Regions from separate parts of the Mus musculus genome. Here region 2 is linked to region 1. A link is a loop called in an ENCODE intact Hi-C map of the cell type or tissue named here. Cell type or tissue: heart. All regions are shown on one strand.

What was found. Hi-C counts contacts between places; a loop is a spot of excess contacts. Peaks named below come from ENCODE experiments on the same cell type or tissue, not always from the same donor. Only the 100,000 strongest peaks of a DNase experiment are listed, where the experiment ranks them.
Region 2: it touches region 1 in a loop (3-fold over the local background); 2 of 42 quality-filtered maps call a loop at or near these places.

What each region holds. Positions count from the first base shown.
Region 1 is chr14:23,397,646-23,405,645 of GRCm38, forward strand. All of the region lies in intron 19 of Kcnma1 (potassium large conductance calcium-activated channel, subfamily M, alpha member 1), which reads right to left. Among named protein-coding and RNA genes, the nearest start is that of 5430425E15Rik, 110 kb to the right of the region's middle. In heart, a CTCF peak has its summit at 3,641 (motif pointing left); no DNase peak of the experiment used is centred here.
Region 2 is chr14:21,849,814-21,857,813 of GRCm38, forward strand. A430057M04Rik (RIKEN cDNA A430057M04 gene) reads left to right here. Exons shown (of 3, transcript NM_176925.3): 3 at 4,021-7,113. The coding sequence ends at 4,184. Among named protein-coding and RNA genes, the nearest start is that of Comtd1, 4.9 kb to the left of the region's middle. In heart, CTCF peaks have their summits at 3,706 (motif pointing left) and 4,223 (motif pointing left); DNase peaks (open chromatin) are centred at 2,448, 2,858, 3,738, 4,148 and 1 weaker place; H3K4me3 peaks cover 939 bases; H3K27ac peaks cover 4,575 bases.

The sequences.
Region 1 (8,000 bases):
TCCAAGTACTTAGGTCCTAGTGATATTCTGAAAATGGATGGAAACTGTAAAAAGTGCATTGATGAGTCCCCTTGTTACACTCTTGCTAAACTTTCTCCACAACTGTTTTCTTGACTTGAGGAATAATTTGGAAGTCTGTTATGGGATCCTCCACATTGCCTGTCTATTGTCCTTTAATGGCTCAGCACTCTATTTAAATTGGCTCCTATTCTCTTTCTGCCTCCCGTAGGCAACTGATCCTTTGTCCAACTGGGAGAATGAGTTTGGTGTCCTGTACCACCCTCATCCTTTGCATTATTCAACAGTGGCCTTTGAGCCATATTTGTGTGGCCCCAGTGAACTGTTCAGGCCAAGTAATTAGGTTTGCTAAGTGTCATAAAACAAAGCAAGCCAAAAAACTTTTCAATGGGCTCCACTTGAGGAGGCTGTGACAAATGAAACTCAGATGTGAAGAAACATGGAGAAACCCCACTGTTCCCTCTAAATTACAGGAAACGTGTGCTGTCTGACTGTAAGGGGCTCTTTTTCCTGGATTTCTGGTGGGGGGGCCATGAGATGATAGACATACATTGGCAGGGTAGTTAAGTAATGGGATGGGGGAGGTGATACCTCCTTCCCAATGTATTAGTCTACTGAGCCTTCAAGAAACAAGCTACCCTCTCCCTTTCCAGAAAAACGTTCCTAAATGAGGTAGACTGTCTTCTTTAAGACTTTCTTGGCTCTTCTCATATTACTCCCTGTCATCTCCTTAGTTAGTTCTGTTATTAACTTATTTCCTGCTCTAATGTGTCCCCAACTAGACTTTGAAGTCCCTCTAATGTCGTTACACACACCTCACACATCGATGACTCTCCCACAGACTTGAGCCCCTGGTGAGGTTTACTAGTAAATTGATCCTAGTGGCTAGATCAAGCTTGGCAGAGTAAAGGAAAGGGTCTCGTGGTCAGGAGCCCTGGCTTCTTGATCCAAGGCCTAGATCTCATGTGCGGCATCAGCAAGACACTTCCCATCCTAGGAGGTTGGAATTCATTAAATGTAAGACCTTCCCAGCTCTGCTCAGTGATGATTTGAGCCTGAACGCTGTCTCCTATTATGTGGGAAATATAATTGGAGCCAGCCATTGACTAAAGGCCACATAACTAGCCAGCCACAAAATAACTCTCTAATACTTCCTACCAGACTCCACCTAGAAGGTTACAAAAGGAAAAAAAAAAAAAAAAAAAAAAAGACTGCTGTGCCAGGGAAAATCTGATTTGCTTTGGCGATTAAAGTTCTGGCTTCCAAGGAAATGAACCAGGGAAATTTGTAGAATGCCAATGTTTGAGTCTCATGCCTGTCTATTCAACCAAAACCTTGGGAAAACTGGGCTGAGGATGAAGTTCAAGAGTAGAATAACTGTCTAGCAAACACGAGTTCCTAGGTTCAATTCCCAACATTCTATACATACATGCATACATATATACATACATGAATGAATGAAGCAATAAATAAGTAAATAAAGTAATAATTAAATGAAACCTCAGGACTTTGCTTTTTCTTGTACTTTCCTTTTAAATCTCCAAAAGACATCAAAAAAATGAGAATGACAAGTTAAGCTAGATAAACAAGACAGATTTACCCTCAAATATGTAATACACAAGTTATATAAACCTAGCCATACAAAAGAATTATATGACAATGTCACATCAGAGATCAATACACACCCCAGACAGTCAGTCTTACCCAGTGGGACCTTCACAGAAAATAAGTTTAGAGACAAGAATGAGATGGGAAGACATACCAGCCTGGGTTTCTGTGTGCCCAAAGATCATGGTCCTCTGCGGATACACACAGTTGAGAATAATGTAGAAATGGGCAATAATAAAGTGTGGAGAGACCAGAGGGTGGAAGCAACGAGTAAAGCAAAGACCTTGAAAATACTAATATAAGGATTCTAAGAGGATCACTGTGAATGGAACAACCAGGGTACCTGAGCACACAGCTAAAGAGTCTTGGATAGATACATGCTATAAAACTTCACATCCCGAATGACAGACTTTGGACAATACCTGAGCAAGTCAGATCATCTTAAACTTTTTTCCCCTTTATTCTGGTGGGTGGGAAGTAAACTCGTTGGAGAAAATGATGAAACCCTGCCTAGCTCAGCCCAATTTCCTTCAGGCTGCTACAAAGTTACACTTATAACTTTGTCCAAGATAAGACATATTAGAAGCGCATACAACCTAAGTGCAGGGGTCTGCCATGGACATTTCTTATCCCGAGCAGGGGAACTGATGGCAAGATAAAGTTACTGAACCTCTTGGAGAAGGGTTCTGTGGGTTATAGGAAGCTGATGTCTTACTGAGTGATCAACCTATCCTTGACTCTCAGCTTGTTGTTTCCTGTCGTCTGGGCAGAGATCTGGAAGGGAGGCCAGCAGGGACCAGCTTTTACTGAAAACTAATGACAATTGTTTTCTGAAAAGTCATTGTCAACAAAATCAGTTCTTGGAAGTAGAGTCCTGGACAGGGAACTGCTTCCCCACCATGTGCTGTGTGGTTTGGTCGGATTAATAACACTTTGTAAACCACACAGGCAAGGCAAAGAGTGTCCAGCACTGGCCAGCGCCCACCACTTATACCTGGAAGTTTCAAAAGCCCAGCACAGAAATGTCCTAATGGACGCTCAAAGTTAATGAATTAAAATTATTATTCATTTACAACATAAGTAAAGTATATCTTCCAAGTTACTAACAGGTAGAATACTAAAGAAAATAGGTAAATTATTCTCTCAATAAAAATGTCTGTCTCGTAAACAAGGCAGTATTTATCACATGTTGTACTTTTCTTTTTCTTTCTTTCTTTTTTTTTTTTTAAAGATGTATCTTTGGTTTAAAAAATAAATTTGAAAATAGGCTATACATATAGATAGAAGAAATAAACAGTTGTTGCCTATAGTTATGTTTTTAAAAAGTATTTAATATTTATTTTGGTAGTCTTATTTGGCTCATTGATAATGCCCAGGTTGAAAAACAAATCACTTTTTCTAAAAATAATTTTACTGAAATCTAAAACAAGACATAAAAATAAACCCTTATGCCATGTGTCAGGACTGACTTCTGGCCCCATAGAGAAAAGCAACACCCATTGGTGAACATGGATTCTAACTTGGTAATTCTTTGTGAGACAGCATCAAGTTGGAATTATTTTCAGACGGATATTAATCCAGTCTATTTATTAACTTTATAAACATGCCCTCCATATCCTGATGGGTACTGTGGGAATTAACCTGTATAACCAATAGATTAAAGACATGGCCATTCCACTCAGCAACAGCGGGAGGGTGGTGGGGAGGCAACTGGAGGCTGACTCTGCTTTCTGGGTCTTTGTCTTTTAAATTCAGTGAATGTTTACTTAGCTGGAACTTTCTCCAAGTGAGCATTAGACTGGGCAAATTGGATTTAAAAGAAATATCGCAAGTTGAGAGGTGTTGTTTTAATGGATGCATATCTCTTGCAAAAAGAGTTTCAGATATCCATCTTAGAGAAATAAAGGAGAATCAAGAGAAAGAGAAAAGGCAGGAAGTGAGGCAGGAGGATAGGCATTTAGAGGCCATCTGGGAGGGAGCATTTCATTTATAGGGTTGCAGTGCCACCTTCTGGTTACTTCATATTTCAAGTCCCCCTGATCTGAGGCCATCTATCTCACAATCTAAGCCTCAATGTGCAGCTGTACAACTGCAGTTCTCCAGCGCTGTTATACGTAAGAATTTTATTGCCCGTCAGCAGATTTCTAACCCACTGGTTGAAGTTTAATAATCTTCTGTTACCTGAAGTATAGGTTATATAAAAACCTAGCATGCTAATTGTTGACAAACCAATTCTAATACACAAAGCTCTGTAACTCACCCAGTAAATACCCAAATACATCAACAGAGAGAGCTCCTTTTTGTTCTAACAGTGTGCTATTAATACAACTGATCATTTAACATGAGATTCACAACGCGCATTTCAAAATATGGAGGAATCAGGGGCAAGGCTTCCCCTTATTAACTTCTCCTTTATTTACAATTGAGAAAGAAAAGAACATTCTCTCCTCCCCCTCCCCACTCCCCCCATTTTTGGAGAACAAGTTCCTTGACCACAATGCCATTTGGGAAATATGTTGATATAGCAAAGTCTGAATTATAAATACCTTATAGGCGTTTATATAAATACCTTCCATCTATAAGATGTTATATGGTTTTGCATGGTGATGAGGAAGTTGTGGGGAAGATATGTCACCGATACTGTGGGCAGAGAAACACTACCTGTCATTTTCTCTGGGGGGGGGGGGGAGATCACCGAGACGACGTGATAGCAAAGGAACACAATAAAGAGGAGAAGCCGGGATGTGATAGTGTGTCTGATTATATCTGCAAAGGAAACTGTGAAATAAATTAACACCAAGTACCCATGAGATGCGGATGGTAGCTCCACAGCCAGCAGTTGCTGTGCATCAGGGGAGGTTTCTGTTCAGTAGTAAGAGAACTAAAGTGCAGGTAGGCTGTGAATCTGGTGGTGATAACTAATGGCCACGCCACTTAAGACTCGGATTAGATCTCTAACAGGGGGAAAAATAAGAATAATAAAAGACTCTAAAGGACAGAAGAATGCAATAGGGTTTGTATTTTCACTCAGAAAATATAAACCCCAAATGGGATCAAAGGGGCCCAAGAAATGAAAAATGACAATTCCTCTGTCGACCCTGATCTTATCTCAAGCCACACTATCACATGATAATGCTCTGGGGTTTAGGGGAGGGCAGAACTGTTCTTTGGGTGCCAAGGAAGCAGAAGAACATTATGACCCACTCGGCCGAGAGAAACACACTCTAATTTCAAAAAGTTATTGAGATTTAATCTCTAAGAACTGCAAAAATAGCTCAGGCAACAACCAAAAGGGTGGCTCTCAACACCTATATGAGTCTTTGTGGGTAGGGAAGTATATTGGAAAGGCAAGATTTCAGTACTTCCAGGAAGATGTCATGCTGAGGTCCTCCCAATCCAGACTTCAGCTTCCTAACACAAACACGCTGATTTTATCTACCGATTATTCCTCCTTGATTTAGCATTGAAACACCTTAATTGCGTTCCTTTGCTATCACGTCTCGGTGATCTTCCCTACCCCACCCCCAGAAAAAATGACAGGTAGTGTTTCTCTGCCCACAGCATCAGTGACATATCTTCCCCACAACTTCCTCATCACCATGTAAAACAATATAACATCTTATAGATGGAAGGTATTTATAATTCAGACTTTGCCATATCAACATTAAAAGCAATGGTGTCTGTCTAAAAAATTGCTTTACATCCTCCCCATGATCTGAGTAAGACACTTGGATCAAGAGGATCAAGGGTCGGAGGACCTCACTTGAGCACATAGTCGCTCCCACCAGCTACATGGGAATTTGGCCAGGAAGATCATAAACATTGGGAAATGGTGGCATTTGTCTGCCACATGCCCTGGCAATACAGAGTTACCATTGGAGTTCCCAGAAGGGGTGGAAAAATAGAAAAAGTGGGTGGGTGGGGGTTCTAAAGGGATCCTGAGCTCTCAAGATTTAAGCTGTGAGTTGACTCTACGTAGACAGAGGGATAAGCCAGTAGTCTAGGCAACTAGCTACAGCTGGAGCAAACCCTTCCTTAGGAGAAAAGTGGATGAATAAAAATCAATGAGGAATAACAGGTAGATAAAATCAGCATGTTTGCATTAGGAAGCTGAAGTCTGGATTGGAAGGACCTCAGCAGGACATCATCCTGGAAGTAGTGAAATCTCGCCTTTCCAATATACGTCTCTACCCACAAAGACTCAGGCAACCGAATGACAAACAAGGAAGGGAAGACAGCAGCATCTTTAGATCAACCACAGAATTCAAACACCACATGACTGTCAGCAGAAAGAATCAGAGAGCTGTGTTCCATTCACAAGAAGCAGAGATCAGTTCTAGAATGATCTAAGAGTTGTCCAGTGGCCTAAAGAACCAGCTATTCAGCCACAATTACATTCTTCACGACAATATAAGGAAGCATGAAGAAACATACGCTCAATGAACCATAAAGACATATTCTTGACAGTTTCCATGTCACTCCCAAAGTGTCTGCTGAATTTCTACTATTCTTGGCTATGGTGTGCTGTATGACCAGAGTTCAAGGACCACTCGTTTCTATAAAAACTCATGAAAGCTACCCTGCATTGGGTTTCTCTGGGCTTTTGCAGGCTTTCAGAGGAGACTTACCAATTCTGACTTGAGGCTTGGGTACAGCCAGCCAAGACAGCTTGCCAGAGCTGGCGATACTTGAAAACTGAACTGTGAAATCAGCGTCAGCTAAAGTCTCCCTGATAGAGTTAGATGGTAAGTATTTTGGTGTTCAGGAACCAAATTTTGTTGGAACTACTCCACTTTGCTGTGACCCCCAAATGTAGCCAGGGACAGTAGGTGAATGAATGAGGGTAGCTGCATTGAAGTGGAAGTTCACCCATGAAAGAAGGTGAAGGGCCAGATTGGACCTTTGGGCCTGGGTTACTGATAGGTAAGTTTTAATTACCTTGAAGAAGCTAGGGAAAGAATAAGTCACAGGGAAATATCACATCAATGTATACATCAGAAGAACTGTTTTGGAAGAAACCTAGAAAAAAATGTCTGTAAAACTCTAACTACAGAAGCCCATTGAGACCAAACTGTGAAGGAGTCTCAATGCCACATTGATAAGTGAAAGCTAGAGATCTTCCTAACGTGACAAGTTACTGGTTGTCAGGAAAGTCATCAAAAGATTTTTTTTAATAGCTGGGCCTGGTGACTCAGACCTATAATCCCAGTACCCTTGAGGCCAACACAGGGGGGTTGCTAAGAGTACAAGACCAATCTGAACTACATAGTGAGTTTTAGAAACCAAGAGAACAACACAAATGTTCATCATCTTCTCCTTCTTTAAAATGAGATGTCAACAATTATGCGTTTGTACTTTAAAATAATAAGACTGGGGTATGGGTATTTAGTTTAGGGATAAACTATTTGCCCAGCATAAGTTAGGTCCTGGGTTCAATTTCAAATATGGCCAAATAATACATTAATAAATATTGTACTATACTATGCTATCTAATACAGTTGTGGTCTGGGATGAGGAAGACCAGCAGGAGGGAAATACTGGTAGATCAAGCAAGAAAGACTGAGCCTTGAGGTTGTTAGCTCTCATTGCCCCCTAACAATGGTGACAGCTTATGAAATATGGCCCAAAGGCCAAATCAGCTATTGCTAGAATATATGAGAGAGCAAGACAGTATGTATATTTACAGTTTCAAAATGTGTGCAGATAATCTACTCAACTAATAGTCCTATCTTTATGTCAGGTCTACTCAAAGGGAACAGTGTAAGGCACAGGTAAAGGTGTAGCAATATTATCTCTACCAAGAACTTCAACGAGGGGCAGAGAGAGCCAGAGCAAACCAGAGGATGGTGGTGGCATGAAGCCTCTATACCAACTGTTATCACAATTGCACAGAGGCAAAGAAACATCTTGAAAATGAACTCACAGAAATCTGAAAACAAAGATCTGCCCTGCCCTGTCTGTCCCTCTCTAGTCTCCTCTCTGATCTTCCATTCAGCTTCCAAAAGCATATTGAATTTACTGACTCTCCAGACCCATCTTAGAGGTGGAAAAGCCACAGAGACAGGGCTCTAGTGTGACCAGAAAGGAGGAGACCCAGAGTCACATTTTACTGAACATTTAAGTACCTAAAGATCCTCTGCCAGTATCCCGGTGGCATGGCTTGCCAGGGCACTTATCAGACACATACCTTCCAGTATAGAAAAAGGCTTTTGGCCTAGAGATATGTGCCTTTGTTTTGCACCCCTCAAACTTCCACAGATTATGTTCTAGAATGAACACTGGGAGGAAACAAAATATGGCACAGCTAGCATGGCTGTGAAGGACACTTGCTGGCAGCCATTCATTATGTAAAGGCTGGGCACTGGTTGTGTGGT
Region 2 (8,000 bases), 1.5 Mb before region 1:
CCATCTGTCTGTCTACATAGCCACTTGCCAGCCTCTAGTCCTCTTCTCCCAGTAAACCCCCTTTATACCAGAACTGTTGCACAGTGTAATTTCTCAGGGGTGCACCTTGCCTCGGGCCACCAAGAATACTGTCTTGCAGAGTTATATTTCACAACACTCACTGCACACAACACCCGATGGAGTTCCGGTTGAAAACACCCGCACAGTGTGCCTCACACACAGGCTTAGTAGGCTATTGGTGCTGTCTTTAAGAGCTGGAGTCCACAGGGCCTCAGAGGTGGTTGCCCTGGAAGTCTGTTTCTTAACAACACTGGCCAGGCCCGGAGACCCTCCGGAGGCAGGCAGACAGGTGCAGGATCAGTGAGAGAGCCCTAGACCTGGCCAACTGAAGCCAATGCTGCTAGAATCCCGGGCCTCGGAGGTGAGGGCAGGTCTCCAATCACAATCAGGGTAGACTGGCTTCTTGACCTATCAGCATCTGTGCAGGGTGCAGGCAAACAGGAGGGGAACCTACTTTCTCTAGGGGCAGGGCGGGATCTCAGCTGCTTCTCCTAACTGCTCCTGGAACAGGCCCCTTAGACAAGCTCTTTCTTCTTGTTGACTCTCAATGACTTGAGAGTCCTGAAAATATCTCTGAGTTTGAGTCATGCTCTCCAGGTAAGGCCCGAAGAAATGTGAGTTCCTTTAGGGCTGAGCACACAGCAGGCACTAAATACGTGCTGGCGGGGCCACACTGCGGCCAGTGATAACAACGGGGCCACACTGCGGCCAGTGATAACAACGTGACAACCGGAAGCTGTTACTTAGCACCTGCTGGGTACCAGGTGCTCAACACCCAGCCATCCCTTGAAGCAGCGGTGTTGTTCCAATTTTCAAGAGAAGGAAAGTCCTGAATTGATCATCTCTCCGAGCTCACTGCCTAGCGCCTTGCCCTCCTAAATTTCCACCGTCTTTATCAGTACCTCCCTGGGACGCACACAGAGGGAAGAGGCAGCCGTGTCCCCGCTAGGCCTCTTCAGCGGGCTTGTGGCACCGAGTCCTTGTCCTTAGCCGGAGCCCTCTTCCCCATATCTGGGGACCGGGATGGCTTGCAAGTTCTCAGTGCATCTCACAGCCTTCCTCCTGCAACCTGGCTCCAGGCAGGAGCGGTGGAGGTGGGGGAAGCGGGCGAGGAGGGAGCCATGTCACCATATATCCCAGTCAGATTAAAAAACTAATTTGAAAAGATTAATGCCTTCCATTCCTGTTACGCTGGCTCTGATACCTCTGGGCCTGTGGCCGCTCTGCCTCCTGATTATTGAATTTTTATGGCCTGGTAATTAATTGCAGATTCCCTGTTTTGTTCTATTTCTTTTTCTCTGACATTTTAATTTCAACAGAAAGCACTGGTCTCTATGCAGATTCTCTCTGGAGACCCTAATGGTCTATAAAACAGAATGACTTATTCACGTGGCACCCACTTCAGCTGGCGAGCGATTGTTTGAAACCTTGCTGATCACGCAAAATTTAATTTTCCCACCTCCCTCTCCTTTTGGTCTTCATCTCTTGTCTCTTCCTATGCAGGGACAGTGCCTCTCGATCTTTTGCAGGGCCTTGTTGTAGGAGGCTGAGTCTAAAGTCAAGGCAGGGTTTGATCCCTTTCTTTGGCAGTGGGTTCGGAACTGGGTGCATGCAGATAAATGGGCATGTCTGGCCAAATTGGGTCATAGCTGTTCATAGACACAGGGCTGGGACAGACCCTTGTGCTTCTGCCCCATGCCTTCCGAATTCTGCTTCTTCCAGCCCTGCTGACATCAGGTGGGCTTGTCTCCTTCAGAGCCAGCGCCCTACCCCGCAGTAGCCTGGCTAGGACAGGGCACCAAGTGAAGGCAGAAGGTTCAATTGAACCGGAGGACTGGGAACTTGTGTCTCCAGGAGCCAGGCTGGTGAGACAAGTCAGGGGAGGGCGATAGGGCCCCATGGGGGCTGTCACTACAGTGCTCATGTTCCACCAGAGGATACCGGAGCCACTCAGTACTCACTGCGAGATAGAAAGATGGCCCAGTGTGGCCGGGGCTTCTGGGTCTTTGTTTGAATTCTTACAAACATCTGGGTTTGTTGTTTTAAACATTGTCAGTCAACCTATTTGAACTGTGACTGATTCAGCTCACAGGGGCTCCTACTCATTCCTAGTGCAAAGAGAAGTCACAGCGCGAAGTAGAATCCCTCAGGGTTGCTGGCTTCCCGTCCCTCTGTGGCCCCCAGGAACCTTCTTCGTCCCTCTGGGCCCTCCAGGGCCCTTTCCATATTTGGTTAGTTTCCCTTTATCCTGGGCTGTGAAGATATTCTTGGGTGGATTCCCAGGGCGTCCTGCCCCTGTTTCTCAGAGAAGCTTGCAGCTTGGCTTCCCCATGTCCGGGCCGGGACTGCCAGATTCTGAAGGGAAAGTTGGGAAAGTAACGCATCTTAATTTGAGGCTTTGGGAGGTCAGGCTGAGCCTCTGGGGAACCCTAGTGGACTGAGGAGGGAGGTAGACCATAGAACGGGTTTCTTGGGTTCCTCAAATTGACCGGGGAGGAACCCAGCAACTGGGGCACCTTCTGTGCTTGGATACTGGGCAGCTGGCACTGGCAACACCCAAAGTGCTTCAGTTTCCTCCTCGTTTGAGAGGCCAGATAGGGAAGCAGTAACGGACTCCAGAGTTAGATAGACCTAGGTTCAACTGTGGGACCCCAGTGACCCCAGCCTGCCTGAGCTCAGAACCTCTCAGATGGATAAAATGGGATTGTGACGGTTTGGCTCTTAGAGCTGCCTGTGTTTGGGGATACTGAAGGTGGAGCTTAGTTACAGAAAGCTGGGTCATTGTGGGTGTGGCAAGGAAGCGAATATTGGGACCCACCTTTCCTTCTGTTTCTGCTTCCCATTCTTCACGAAGTAAACAGCCTGTGGCAACTCCCCCTGCCACCACGAGGCACAGGGCCAGCATGTCCACACACAGCACCTTGCTGAATGACTATGGACCCAGAACTCTGAAATCTGACCCCCTTTCAAGATGGCCTCTCCCTGTATATCCCAGGCTATCCTTGATCTTCTGTTCTTCTCACCTTAGACTCTCAAGTGTCGGAATTACAGGGTCCATCACCATGCTGCTTTCGCTAACTTGGTTTTTTACATGTATTGTCACTGACTGCCGTGGGTATGGCGTTTTCTATTGCTGTATTATGAATATCCACAAACCCAGTAGCTTAAAAATACCAGTGCATGGACCTGAGTCTGTGAGGGAAGGAACCCTTGTGAGGTCAGCACTGTATACTCAGGATCTCCCGAGGATGGCAGTTCTCAGAGTGAGGGGGGCCTCTCCTCTAAGCGCGGGAGTTGTCTGCACAACTCACGTCCTTCTTTTGAGAGTTATCCACCTTGGAGGCCAGTCATGGCGTCTTCTGATGCCTCTGATTTCTCTGCCTTCTCCTTTGCTTCCAGGGACTCATGTGAAGTCTTCGTTATCTCCCCGTTTTCAGGTGAGCTGGCTAGGAACTTTAGCATCTTTTGCCGGTTAAGATAATGATCCAAAGAGTAACATCGACGGTAGAAGCCTTGGGGTCAGATTTTTGCCTGGCCCAAACTCCAGGCTTCCCCGAATGGTTATAAGGAGGCTGGCCTCCCCTTGCCTCTTTCCTCCAATGAGCAGATTCAGAAAGGACAGTGTGCCAGGCAGGGTCTTCTGATAACAAGCCACAGCGCCACCTTGTGGCAAACATCAGGTTCGACTTTACTACAAACAACAGAAGTCTCTCCAAATAGCACGTGGAAGAGGCCCAGAGGCTCAGGCTGGGATGTCCTACCATAAGATTGCTCTAATTAAAACCCAGCGCCTACCACAGCCCTCATAGCTCCGGGAGATTCCACCACAACCACCGCCGAACATTCACATTCCCCTTCTCCTGGATCACCACTTGACAGGTCTTCCACGTTTGCTGGCATCTGTAGCCAGCTCCCGTGCCTGTAGGAGTTTCTGAGAAAAGTGTCTGTCGTCTTTTCTAGGAAGGAAGACGCAGGCAGAGGCCAGCATCATCTCAGCGTGGAGAGAGGAGCTGCGGGGAGGCTTCAATGCTACTGCGCTAAGCCCCCCAGGAAGTATTGCCCACTCAAAGTGCCCACCCAAAACCAGCCACTCTAGGGGTGGCTGCAACTTGGCACCGGAATGAGCCAGTCTAGAAAGAGGAGCATGCACGCCCCCTGCTGGCAACTGCTCCAGTTACGGTTTTCCTTTTCCTTTTTCTTCTCTAGTCCTGATTGTCCCCTTCTACCCTCTCTCATCTCTCATCTGAGACAGGGTTTTACTGTGTAATCCAGGTTAGCCTCGAATTCACAGAGAGCCACCTGCTTCTGCTTCCTGCTTACAGTGTGTGCCACCACGCCGGCAAGGGTCCTTGATATTTCTTTTTCCCTTGCAGAGAAAGCTGCTTCTACCCTAGCTGGACCTCACAATATCCCTGGCAAGGTTTCTGAAGTGGAACTTCACAGCGGTCCAGGGAATCCTGCCAGGTGTGTAAACAGGACAAAGCAGTTAATACTTACCGCGTCCCCATCACTCCTTAGGATTTCCTATTGGCCCCTTTAATCCTCATACCGTTAGTCTACAGGGACAGGTACCATTTTAGCCCCATCTCATAGATGTGAGAGCCGAAACACAGACGGGTAAAGCAGCTTGTCCCACATTGCACAGCGTATAAGTAGCAGAGTAAGGATTTGAACTCAGATGTTTTAGTTTCAGGACTTAACAATTTTTTAAGGACCACACTATCCTGCAGGAAATGCCTTCCTCATCACGTGGCTTCTCTTTGGGGCAAGATAGCTGCTTGAGCTCCGGCCATTACAAATTATCTTCCTCAGATAATCAGGAAATAGGAAGGGACAAAACGGGACTCACTTCCTTCTTTTCATAAACAGAACAACATTCTGAAGGGTCCCTATAGACCTCTACTATTCCTCTTCTGACCACAGCCACATGGTCATACTTCTGCCAACAAATTGTTTTTATGTTTGTAATTATGACAAATCACTTGCAAAGTTAAAGGAAAGAATAGTTACTGGGAACATCTAGCATACACACACACACACACACACACACACACACACACACAAAGATACTGAAGACTCAGAAAGGCCAGTAATTATCTGAAGGTCACAAAGCTGGGAAAGGGTGGAGGTTAGATGTGTTGTTCCTGGATGAAACAGGTATCGCCCCAGAGACATGCTCAGTGGAGTGCTCAGAGGGAAGGACCTCTCATTAGACTTCCCGACCTCTAGGACCACCCAGGGCCACTGGTCAGATCTCCAGTGTCTTCCAGTCCCAGCCACCTCTCTGGCCCAGAACCAGTATCATGGTACCAGGCATGGCCAGCACCGACTTCATCCATCCCACTAAAGCCCACATCAGCTGTGCTCCCTGAATTTCTGTGGCTGACTCCTGAGAACTGAATAATTCAAGCCTATGTAATGGGCTAATGAATTTACTGACAAGCCAACGTGGTCGCAGTACTTGCAGTATAGAAATACTGAGTCCCAGGCAGGCAGGCAGGCAGGCAGGCAGGCCTAACATGAAGCTGTTGCCCCAGCCCTCCCTAGGGAACTTGGCCTGATGGAGTAGAAAGCCCACGTCAGCCTCACTGGTTCTTCCTCCTGCTGAGGAGCATGGTCAGGGGAAGAGGGCTGGTGGGACTTTTGATGGGAAGTAGAACCCGATAGAGCAGCAGACGTGGGTAGGAACACCCAACCCCTTCCCCACGTGCCCAAGTACCACGGTTCTTTATGAGGTAAATCAGGTTGAGGCACTGTAGCCCTGTCGCTGTTCTGTGTTGGGAATTTTGGGGTGGCTGTGAGCCCCTGGGGAGGAGACCAGCTTCCTTCCTCCTAACTTGCTCACCTGTAGAAGGTTCCTGCCGATGGCTTGCACAAGTCCCTCCCTGGAGATAACCAACTACAACCCCTCTCAACCCTGGCAGACATGACTGGAGAGGGGTTGGAATGGCTGAGGGGCAGGTCTCTAGCCTGGAGTAGAATTGAGTCCTGTGAAGCTCTTCAGCTGTGAGACCCCCCGCCCTCCTGTGTTCAGGCTCACCCCTCCCTCTCTGCCTCCTGCCTGGAGAGCTGCATTGCACAAAGACACTTACTTTCCCTTGGCCCTGGCTCTGCTATGTGTCAGGAAGTCTTGTCAGCAATGGGCCTCAGTTTCCCATCTGTATGCTGGTGAGAGGAGGCTCTCAGAGTCTCTTCTGACTCAAAAGAAATGACCCGAGGGGCAGGAAGCTCTCTCTGACCCTGCCCAGCCCTGCATCACTCCCTCTCAGGCCTCTTCCTGGGAACTCCAGAGACGCCTCATTGCTCCCTGCCTGTCAGCAGTGTGACAGACGAGGGGCCAGGAGAAGATTCCACAAAGGCACAGATCTGAGGGAGCCACAGCTGAGGTTTGTAGGGGGCAGTAGCCTTGTTACACACTCTAGCCCCAAGCCCCTGGAGATTATTGCTGTACTTGTGTGGGGAGCCTTCTCTGAGAGACTAGGGACTCTGGATAAGGAGAGGGCATGTGGGCCTTTGACTCGGGATGGAAGTAATGGCTTTGTCAGGCACAGAGGCCTAGCTTGCCCCTCTGTCACCGTTGAGCAGAGGCAGAGGTAGGCCAGGGCTGACCAGCTCAGGCATTATCTGTGCCCAGGTCCAGGGCAGTACCTCATGATTTTGGAACCGTGAAAGGCAGCCTGTTTTCTGGTGGAGCTAGGTTTAAACCCTGGGAGACCTAGCAGGTGTTCCTGCAAGGTACAGGAGTTTGCCACGCCCCTAGGCACTAGGCTCCTGACACACAGGAGCCCTCAGCTCTCCATAATTCTGTGACCATCAGTCATGTAGGGCAATGCCCCAAGCGCCTCCACAGGTAGAGGATGTGACTACAGATCACAGAGTCTCAAGACAGATCTCCATTTTAATGAGGTACCTAAAGGGCTGAAGGGCTTAGCCAATTAAACTCTCCTTCCCAGACACTCCTCCCTGCAAAAGGTATTTAACCTCAGGCCTGCCCTGAGAAAGTGGGGTATGATTTCACTCATCACAACTCTCGGCCATGACAATAAACGCTTTAAAAACATGGGCTGAATTCTCATTGGGATCCGCCATGCTGGAGCAATGGAGCAGATTCCTCTAAAGAGCTGCGTGTCTAATCTCCCGTAGGAGGCCTCTGCGTTCTCAGCCACGGTCACCACCAAGCCAAGCAGCCAGAGGCATTCTCTCCTCCTGCCCTTTTCCCTTTTGGCCTTGGCCCAGCGGCCCAGGGCCTACGTTCTCAGCTCTTCCGCAGCATCCAGTGGTATTTGCGGTGCCTAAGACCTTGTGAATCCGTGTGGCCCAAGGACCCATGAGCCCAGCTTTAATAGGTAGTTCCCTGGGGACACCAGACTGTGCTTCCCCACCCCTGGAGTGGGGTCCTGCGGCTTAGACGCCCACCCGGTGGCATGGGGTATGTGCAGTCAATCTTCCTGCGTCTTGCCTCCATCAGCCCACGTGCGGCCCTAGCCCTGTGGCAGACCGGAGGCGGAACACTATTTTAACCCATGCGTGATAGTGCTGGACCACATCAGGATGAGGTGCTGGTGGCTGAAGGACAGAGCAGGTGGTTTCTCCTGTAGTAGCCAGGAAGCTCAGGCTGGGCCAGGAGAGCTACGTTAGTCCTTGGAGCCTGCCTGCTTCCGTGTCCCTGGTTCCAGGCCGGGAGGCTTTGCTCTCTTAGAATGTTCCTTGTTTCAAGCCCACCACAATAGCTGGAATGGGGCCTCTGGCTTAGGAGCTAAATGATCTAAGATAGCCTTTTTTACTCTGGTCAGCCATCTAGGATAGAGGTTGTAAATTGAACACGGGGCAGCGATGCTGAGAGACCCCAGGGTGTGTTAGAAAAGGTCTCCATGGGCACAGATACATGGGCTAAGAGATGCTCGGACAGCCCCAGCTGCTTCTGTTAGACACGTACATCG